Regions from separate parts of the Homo sapiens genome. Here region 1 is linked to region 2. Evidence: chromatin loops called from intact Hi-C (ENCODE). Cell type or tissue: chondrocyte. All regions are shown on one strand. Each heading gives the region's core, and the rest is flanking DNA. Links, peaks and the distances in the headings are about the cores only.

What was found. Peaks named below come from ENCODE experiments on the same cell type or tissue, not always from the same donor. Only the 100,000 strongest peaks of a DNase experiment are listed, where the experiment ranks them.
Region 1: a loop joins it to region 2, with 2.0 times the contacts of the local background. A loop is called at or near these places in 2 of 110 quality-filtered maps.

The regions. Positions count from the first base shown.
Region 1 is chr14:71,484,562-71,489,952 of GRCh38, reverse strand. All of the region lies in intron 2 of SIPA1L1 (signal induced proliferation associated 1 like 1), which reads right to left. LOC145474 (a long non-coding RNA gene) reads right to left here and starts at 2,092. Exons shown (of 1, transcript NR_027046.1): 1 at 239-2,092. In chondrocyte, for the core only: no CTCF peak of the experiment used is centred there; no DNase peak of the experiment used is centred there.
Region 2 is chr14:71,580,076-71,585,466 of GRCh38, reverse strand. The region is part of intron 4 of SIPA1L1 (signal induced proliferation associated 1 like 1); the gene reads right to left. Among named protein-coding and RNA genes, the nearest start is that of SNORD56B, 180 kb to the right of the region's middle. In chondrocyte, for the core only: no CTCF peak of the experiment used is centred there; no DNase peak of the experiment used is centred there.

The sequences.
Region 1 (5,391 bases), core at 180-5,179, 95 kb after region 2:
TTCACTTGCATAAATGAATAATGTTAAGTTGCAACATATGATAAACTGACTTCCAGCCCCGTGAGAGCTGCCACTAGTCTTACCTTTCTCATTTGTAGGTTTAATAACATTTACAAGCCTGTCCAACCCACAGCCCGCAGGCCACATGCAGCCCAGGACAGCTTTGAATGCGGCACAACACAAATTCATAAACTTTCTTAAAACATTATGAGATTTTTTGGCAATTTTTCTTTTTTTCTTTTTTTTTTTTTAAGCTAATCAGCTATCATTAGTGTTAGTGTACTTTATGCGTGGCCTGAGACAATTCTTATTCTTCCAGTATGGCCCAGGGAAGCCAAAAGATTGGACATCCCTGATTTAGGCAGTCTCCAGAGGAAAAATTCCTGACTCACCTAAATCACACTGAAGAATATATCAATACAATGGTCTTATTACCTTAAAATTAACCTGTTAAATTTTCTTTCCATGTTCTCTAACCTTTCCTAGTCAAACTGGAAAATATCCAATAAAATTAGTGTAGAGAAACCATACTCAATTCTATAACGAATAATCTCTCATCTTCTCACGAATTTCCTGGAAGTAATGAGTGTGGACTGAAGAAGCAGACATATAGCACACAGACTGGGTCCCAAGTTACAAGCACACTGACGTTATCTAGCTTCAAAGGCATACTGCCTTTCAGAGTCTAAAACAGAGCGATGTGCATCATAAGAGATAGCCTATCAGATCCCTAGGCCCCAAATGTACCAAAGGTCAGTTTTCTAAAGGCAATGTCTATTTTTAAACGAATATAAGTTGGGTTCTAAATCTGACCTCCATTTAAATGATCAACTGGGGAGGAATGTCTGGCTGGACTCCTAAGCAGTTTAAGTTGCTTGTGGAATGGTCCAAACAAAGTTCATTTTATACACAACACACAAAGATTCTCTTAGCAGCAGGCGTCTTCCACAGAGGCAAGAGCAGCAGCTGTGAACAAGGAGCCATCCTGCAGCTGAGGAGCCTGGAATTTACTTCTTCACATAACTGATAAAAGCAGGCCATTCTCCACTAAGATGGTTTGGGAAAACCAATTTCCGAGTGCTCAGTATAAAAGAATGAGCATATTTTATGAAAAACAGAGCATATTTTCAGTGGCGTGCAGAGTACATGAATACCATCCAGAAGAAGATGCCAACAAAAACCTACAGTATTTTCAAGCTTCCTCACAGTACTCTTCTCTTCACAAAGTACAAGTTCACAGCCTACACTGACCAAGAGTCTCAGTGACAAGGAAGAAAGAGTTTTCTTTTGAATTTTGTGTTCAGAAACAGGAAAATAAAGGAAAACCATGAATTTCCTATTACAACATCTCTTAGAGATAATTATGGCATCAACTGATAATTTTGGAAATTTTCATCATTCTCAATTTTGAAGAAGCCTCAAAGCACTGGGAACTTTTACAGCTTTTTAAAAATTATTTTTCATGGGTACTACAACAGTGGTATAAGGTTGGCACTAGCATACTGTACTAGTTGGGAAATTATGTCCTATCCATTTTAATATCCACATTTGAAAAATCACTTCCAGGACAGAGTGAAATTCTAAAACAAATACACCTCTGAAAACACATCTATAAACATAGAACTACATAAATTATATATATATATTTTAAGCCAAAATAATAGTAATTCAGTAAACTCCATTTAATAAACTATTAATAATCAGTAATGAAAGTGAATATAGCAGATGTGCCCATTTGTACATGTCACTAACAAGGTCTGCCTTCTCTCATTAGCCAGTAGTTCTGGCCCCCTCCACCACGCCTAAAGATAAACCAACACAGTGAGTCAGAGGGCAGAGCAAAGCCAGACATCTCCTTTTCTAGATATCTGAACAATCAGACTTTAAGATTCAAAAAGTATCGACCATGAGAAGTGAAAGCATAGCATCTGCATCAAAAGCCTTGATTTGTCATGGCACCTACACACTGAGGATGGGGTGTATGTGTATGTATCTGTCTGTCTCCCCCAGTTCCCTGGAAAATCCTAAAGGTAAAGACTACTCTTGTTCTCTTTTGCAGCTCTAGAACCCAGCATATAGCAGATATTCAAGTGTTAAATGACAACTTGAGCAAATGAATACAGATCTCCTACAATGAGTCTTCCAATGACAAATAATTATAGCTCTCAATTATGCCCTGGTATCTGCATGAGGTCCAGCTCATTCAATAAAACAAAGCATGGTGAAAAACTGCTGTTCCTCACCTCATTCTTTACCTCTGGGATCCACAGATCTCACTTCCTCATGTCCCCAAGAGCTGAGCAGAGTGAAAGTGGACACTGGAGAGCTCTAGGTAGTCTTCCTTTCTCCTCTTCCTGCTCACCCATGCACACTCATTCATTACATATTTAATGGGTACCTACCATGCCCTATACACCATACACAGATGCCAGGAATAGCTCTAACACACCATAGCAACTGCCCTCCAAGAATTTATCACTGAGAAAAGCAGAGAAGTTACTGCAATGCAATGTGAAAAAATGATGGATATACAGAATGCATGCTTCCTATGAGAAGTCAGGCACTGTTTGGAGTATTTACAGGAACTATCTCATTTTCTCCATATCACCACTGCTTAACTTCCTCTCTATGATGCGGTAGGCAGAGACCAGGGAACATTCAGTAGGAACACCTAAGCCACTAAACCAGCCAGGAGCACCTGAGCCACTAAACCAGTCAGAAGGTGATGGGGAGGGGAGGGAAAACAGCACGCATGTGAAAAGAAGGCTGAGCAGAAGACGTGAAACCTGAAGGATCAAAAGAAGTTTCCAGGTTGAAGAGGAGTAAGCAGAACTTTTCATGCAGAGAACTTACCAGGCAGAAAAATCCAGAGGGAAGAAAGACCACCGTGCCATCAGAAGATTATGGCAGAATTTGGTACTGAATCAGCGTAGCTACCCAAAGCAGTTCTTAACATGCTAGGGAGAGAGCTTTCAAGAGTTCTATCTAAAGAAGGGCCTCTGTGAGAAAGAAAGACCGGATAATTTTACATAAATATTTCTAAAACATGCGCCTTTAGAAGAAGCATGAAAAAATTTATTAATTTGTAGCACGTAATATCAATCCTGTTCTATTTTTAAACCCTGAATAATATTTATAGATTTAAAAGATTACTTATTGGAAAGTAATAATGGTGCATTAAGAATTTTACAAAAGCATAGAAATGACCTGGGAAATAATTTGTCGAAAGCTGAAATATTTCTTTAAAATACTCTTAAATAACACCCTTCACTCTAAATTTTGGCAAGATGGTTAGGCAGATTCATGACTTAAAAAATAAAAGTTGTATTTGATGGCAGAAAGTCAACTTTTTCAAACTCAGTTTCCACTCCGCTCCCCTTCTTTAGCGATAGAAGTATCATTTTATTTGGGCTGGCAAAGTGCCCATTTAAACACCACACTTGAGCCTCCCTTGAAGATAGCAGTGGCCAAGGAGTTTCAAGTAGAAGTCAATGAGTAGAGATTCCAGAAAGTCTCATTTGCCTGTTTTCCTTTCCCCTCCTCTTGCAGACAACTAGGCTGGAGCTCCTGTGGATTTGGGGACAAAGGCCTTACACCCAAAAGGCTGAAAGCCAGGAGCCTGTGTCCTTTCCTGATGACTTGATAGAAACACCACCCCAAGTGGTTTCCCCACAGAAAATCGAACCCTGTATAGTCAGATAGCTGTTCCTACTAGTCAAACAGAAATTTCATTGCAGATGCTGGAGAATATTTAAAGTACACATGGTAAGATTTGGCAAAAAACAGTTGCAAATACATTTAGGGTATTAAAAATATTTCATGATTCACTATCTTTTTCTGTCTAAATCGCACATCCGTATGATTATGAAACATCTTTTTAAATCAAAATAAATGTTTTCCAATGTTTTCTTTGGGCAGGAAAGACACCCAGTTCTTGAAACATCTGATCTACTCTGGGTGCTGAATTAGGGAGAGTGAGTAGGGCCAACAGAAAGATCTCTGGAGAGAGGGTGTATAGGCAATGTAGGGGGGGAAATGGAAGTTAAACATCAACAACAACAAATGTAAGCAATTTACAAAAGCTTCCTTGTGTTTTACAAGCCAGGTGAATTGTTAGATAAGAATCAATTTGGGGGTCTATGCCCTAAACCAGCGGTCCCCAATCTTTTTGGCACCACAGACTAGTTTTGTGGAAGACAATTTTTCCACACACTGGGGGCAGTAGGGAATGGTTTCAGGATGATTCAAGTATATTACATTTATCATGCACTTTATTTTTATTATTATTACATTATAATACATAATAAAATAATTATACAACTCACCACAATGTAGAGTCAGTGGGAGCCCTAAGCAGGTTTTCCTGCAACTAGATGGTCCCATCTGGGGGTGATGGGAGACAGTGACAGATCATCGGGCATTAGATTCTCATAAGGAGCACGTAACCTAGATCCCTCACATGCACAGTTCACAATAGGGTTTGCACTCCTATAAGAATCTAATGCCACCACTGATCTGACAAGAGGCGGAGCTCAGGTGGTAATGGGCAATGGGGAGCAGCTGTAAATACAGATGAAGCTTCACTTGCCTGCTCACTGCTCACCTCCTGCTACGCAGCCCAGTTCCCAAGAGGCCACAGACTGGTACTGGTCCGTGGTCCGGGGGTTGGAGACCCCTTCTCTAAATGAATATCTGGTTGCCACTGCCCATCATCACAGGATTTCATGGACTTAACTGTAATAGCATTCTTCTGCTACTGATATCCTGTCATTTTATCTTTAAAAGGTAGAGCTGCTTTATGGCAACTTACCTGATAAGTGACACACATTTCATTTGGTTTTTGTGGAAACGTTATTGTACCTCTTTCTCTATTCCCACCCTCCAAAATAGCTAAAGGATCATGGGCAACGAATTACACTCATCTAAACTTAGTAATTCCACAGGGCTGGGATGGAGTAAGGGGAGGGGTACTCCTGTCTTTGTGCAGAATCAGAAGTCTACTGACTGCAGAAGAGTCAGGATCATGTTCTCTACTCTAACTTAACTCTAAGCATAGGTTTTGTTTAAAGCTAGGAACAAAATCCAAATGGAGGCATTAAGCAAAGTAATTCCATTTCCATTTTTAGCTCTGTTCACTTTTTAAAACAAATCATTATTCCTCTCTATTTCAAATATTGGTTGCCAAACTAACAATAAGCCTACTGTCAAGTCTCTGCTATCTGACAATAACTGCTGAATTCCTACTGTATGGTAAGTTGTTACATAAACATCAGTTTTCTGGGATAGCAAAATGAGTATCACGTCCAGATTCAAACCTAGATTTCAATCCTGATTCTAATAATCACCAACTGCAGGTAAAACCTTGCAGATTAATTTCCCTCTCTCTGGCCC
Region 2 (5,391 bases), core at 202-5,201:
AACCATCTCATATACTTCCAATATTTTTAATGAGTTTATAAAATCTTATTTTTAAATATAAAAATTTCTTACCAATTCAAAAGAAATTTCAAGACTCCCATTACATTATATAACAACGACTCAATGTTTTCTTTTCATTTCAAAATATAAATAAGCACATGGGAGAGAGAGAAGCCACGTTTTAATGGCTTGTAAAAACTGATGAGGTTCGAGATGGGCAATTATGTTAAATAACAGATTTTTTTTCAGTCATAAGGACCTTCCTTTTCTATGTTTTTTTTTTCTCCCTCTCATTTTCCATCTCCCTCCCTCCCTCCCTCCCTTTTCTCATTCTTATTTATAGCATCAAACCCCTTTGGGGTACAATATAAACTTTGGGCACTGACTAGCATATATGGAAATATACATGCTTTGCACTTATTAAACTACCAGTCAAAAATAATGCTGTCCATCGATGTGTATCATATGATGACAGATCAATAATACCTTCACATCTATTCCTTAGGGTTGACTGAAACAGCAAACCTATGTTGACAATGATCAGCAACTCTCTTAAATATCAGCAAACCTGCCTAAGTACCAATATGGTAAAAAGCAATAGAATTAAACAGAAGAGCAATACGAATTCACAGCATGTCACCTCCATCTGTTGAAAGAGCAGGCTATATAAAAATTTTCCTTATTACATGTTTAATTTTACAGCTCTAGATACTATCTAAGTCTATGGTAGATCCAGGTAGCTAGAATACTAATTCCATCTAGAGGGCCCACAGTTTAGTTCAATGAGTTCAATTCAACTAGTTGAAAGTCTTTTCATCACTCAAGATCTCTCACAACCTAACCCACCATTCTTCCAGAAGAAATGCTTCCTCCTCTCATCCAAATCACCCCCTGTGTTTCTGTAGTGTCTTCAGAGCATGGACCATACATCCACCAGTCCCTCCTTCAAGGAAAGCTCCAGGTGTAGCAGGGAGACACAGACAAGTAAGAAGATGACGGGGGATGCATGGGTCATGCCTCCTTCCTATACACTTTCCATTTTGATTGTAAGCTCTTTAATAACAGAGCTTACAATCTCCTGCTGGGACTAATTGTACCACAGTAGGTCAGCCATTTAGAATATCAAGTCCCTGAGAATGCTGAAAGCAGAACCTCTTATGGGATCTCTTGATTGCCAAAAATCCCTTGTCATTCTGGCTCTGTGAAGCATCTGTACTCCTGAACCCATCCTCCATCCTGAACCTCTCTTTTCTGGACCTCTGTGATAACCATGTGCTTCTTCATTTTCTCTTGCCTCTTTTTGCCCACTACTCAGTCTTTAGTTGGGGTCCATTGAAAAGGTGGTGTCTATGGTTTATCTCTCTTGACATTTTTCATATTTCTGGAAAGGGGTATAAAAGGTATTTCTATCAGGATGCATGTGAGCACTGAGTGTATTAGGATGAGACAGAAGCATGGGTCCACTGGAGTAATAATATCACTGTGGAAAGCAGAGTGTTGATTGGGCTGGCTCACATTTGTCTGTGCAGCTGAACAAAGGCAGAATAATTAAGTTACTGGCTGGAAATCTGCATGGCAACCAGTACTCTGTCTGTTGATACTGTAGGTGCCTGCAGCTTTAAATATCATCTCTATGCTGTTACCTCCAAATCTCTGGTCATGATCTTCTCCACTAAACTTCAGATAAAATAGAGGTAGGTGCTCATTTGACATCTTCTTTATTTACCTATTTTACAATGAAATAACCAACAAGCAGAATAATGAAAAAAATTTTTTTTCAAGAAATGATTAAGTGGTAAGGAAGGGAGCACATTCTATTCCTAATTCAAGGAATAGAATGAAAGAAACAACATCGTGCCAAGGGCATAAAGAGCAGTTTAAAGGTTACAAGAAGAAGATGTGGGAAGGGGGTGGGGTTGGGGGAACACTACAGTTCCTGTTGTGAAAGAATTACAGTGCAATATGGTAGGGTCACCAGAAAGATGTAGCGTTCCTCATAAAATACTTCCACATTCCAAAATGAGATCTTCTCAGATTCTTTAACTGGTACAGCCTAAAATACAACGCCAGCTCTCAATGTTTCAGGGCAGTAGAAGGAACTGTGCTGATGAATAACTATTCAAATGCCCCAATAATTCAGAGATATACACTTCAGAAGTATTTATGAAAATTTCCAGGCCCAGCACAGTGCCTTGTGCCTGTAATCCCAGCACTTTAGAAGGCCAAGGCAGGCAGATGGCTTGAGCCCAAGAATTTGAGACCAGCCTAGGTAACATGGTAATACCCAGGCTCTTAAACAAACAACAAAAAAATAGAAATAGTTTTTGAACTTGTAAACACAGACTTAGAATGCCTGTAAATATTCTTACTTCAGAATGTAATAAAACACTATTTAAAAACAGAAATATAACTTCACAGTACTTGAATATTAGATGAGCTAAGATAATCAAATAAGGCAAACTATTTTCTTTACATCCCTTCTTGGCTTTCCTGAATTCCACTCACATTACATAAAAGTTGCATCTCAGACAGAAGGGATGGCTCACTCTTTCAAGTTAGCCTGAAACACATCTTAGTGCAATGTCATGGATAATTTAAGATTTATGAATCAGCGTAAAACTTTTTAGAATGGAATTTCTACCTCCTTTCATTTCTGTATTCTCCCTTCAACAAAAAGCAGGAAGAGTTGAGAAAAACAGTTGATAAATCTAGTTCCTGCTCTCCTAATGTTCACTCTCTGAAAGAGACAACACTGATGGAAACAAAGTCGAGTCAAAAAAACTTTTGGTAAAATTAACAAAGTGAATAGAAAAGTTATAGATACAAAACATGTAACATGATAAAGCTGTATTTGAATTTAGAGATAAGAAAGCAACTTAAAATGTGCCTGTTTGGACACAGGAAGGATCAAAAAGGAAAATCACATTTCCCTCCCACTCACCCTCGTAGCTAAAAAAGTTCAGTGAAGAAAGTTACGCTTCTAAGGTTTTGTTAAGCTTGAATATAGTTTGTATAGCTGAAGGTGAAGGAAAGAACACAAAAGTTTGGCAGAAAGCTTGAGGGCAGAAGAATGATAAAGAATGCGGGAACAAGTTACGTGGTGGAATAATAATATTATTATTATTACTATTTGAGACAGGGTCTTGCTCTGTCACCCAGGCTGGTGTTTGGTTGTATGATCATGGCTCACTGCAGCCTTGAACTCCCAGGCTCAAGTGATCCTCCCACCTTGGCCTCTTGAGTAGCTAGGACTACAAGCATGCCTCACCATGCTTGGTTAATTTTTAAAATTTTTTGTAGAAACAGGGTATTGCTATGTTGCCCAGGCTGATCTTTAACTCCTGGGTTCAAGGGATCCTACCAAAGTGCTGAGATTACAGGAGTAAGCCAGTGCACCCAACCCATGGTGGAATAATTGGTAAGTAGTAAATTGATGCAACAGCTGGCAAAATGAAGGAGAACAGAAGTACATGTCAATGTTTATCTCTTACATTTAAATATGACTAATCTCATGCAATAAGCACATAATAAAATATCAAAGACCTAAGTTGGGACAGCTTAAAGTAGGAAGGGCAAAAGGAGTAAAAGGTAGTAAGTAGAAAGGTAAAAGTGAAACAGAATTATTAGAGGAAAATAGTGTTTGAGGTGTGATAAGTTATAATAACACTTTAAAGGAAAACAAACCAAAAGCTCACTAACTTATTGGGGGCATTGAGAGTTTCCATGCCTGCCATCAGGATAGCAAGAGACCAGATGAGACCGAAGAAGTAAATGAGTGTTTTTATCATAATAATTGTATGATAAAATACAACTGTCATACATTTAAAATACATTAAAAAAACTTATTCACCCAATACTGTAAATTGAACAACTGATTATCAAATCAAATCTGGTATTAAATAACTTATTACCAAATATATCTGGGGAAAGAGGAATGTGAGAAATAGATGCCCCGGGACAACCAGTAAGTATCCAGCACACGGGGTAAGTGCTTGTCCTTTTTCCCAAACTATGCTCAAATTCAAGAAACCCACAGAAAAAGCATTCTATAATTAAATAAGGCAGTAATACACTGTATATATCACCTTGCTTAGGACATCGTGATATATGTTGCTCTATTAAAGCCTCCAAGAAATCTGCAGCCACAGTGGCTCACGCCTGTAATCCCAACATTTTGGGAGGCTAAGGTGGGAGGGTTTCTTAAGCCCAGGAGTTTGAGACCAGCCTGGGTAACATAGTGAGTTCCCATTATTTTTATTAAAAAGCAGAAAACACCACCACTACCACCACTAATTTTATTAAACTAAGAAATTTCTTAACTGATTTGACCATGGACTCACTTAAAAAAAAAAATCAAACATTTTATATCATGCATCCTATTGAACATAACTGGGGACAAACAGGCCCATATTTCAGAAGAATACAGGATAAAAAACTGAAAATACATTACAAATTTTGATATGTTATAGATAGACAGATAGACAGGCAGGCAGGCAGACAGATTAAAAGGGCAAAGTTAGTTCACCAAAGGACTGACAATGTTTGTCTTTTGATTATGAGTAATTTCTGTTTTTTTATTTATATTTTTTATTTTCTGAAATGAACATGTGTCACCTTCATAATCAGAAACAAAACTTATGAGAAAAAAAGCCATCTTTCTGTTGCTAAAAATATAAAATATGATCTGGGAATGCAGTATGATGACCACACGTTTAAATACTAATTCTAAGATACTATACTTTGTTAAACCTCCAGCCATTCAAATCACCAAAAAAAGTAAAAATCCAACAGATGTCAGGTCCTTCCTGTAAGATGTTCTTGTGCTAAATCCCCTAATTAAAATGAAATCACAGAAGGCTGTATAAAGTAGAGAGTACTAAAGATTATAAGATTAGCAGTATTTATAGGATTTGAATAATTATTTCACATAGATGATTAACACAATTGCTTATATCTCCTCATTTACAGATGCTTTCCTTATATTTAATATTGACATAAAAGTTCCCTTGTGCCCAGCAGCCTTCACCTTGTCCCCTCCCAAGACTGTAGTGACCTAGGAAAATCAGATGAGGGTACCTACGCAGAGCACAGGTTGCCATCATTAGTTCCCCTTTCCTGGGAAGCATCTACTTTCCTACGTATATTCTGTCCTTTTCACAGTCCTCCTTCTGCAGGATTGAGGCTAAATCTGAAGAATGTCTCTATGTGGACTCACACCAACACCCTGGAGAGCTTTACTAAAGTGCTACGTGGTATCAGTGGCTCAAGGAATCGCATACTGGGGAAGAAGAACCTGGTAGTACTGATTTTCTTCTTTGAGGGCAGAAGAGAAAGCGATGAAGTCAGATTTACATTAGATAAGCCATGAAAATTGCCTTTGATCCACATATA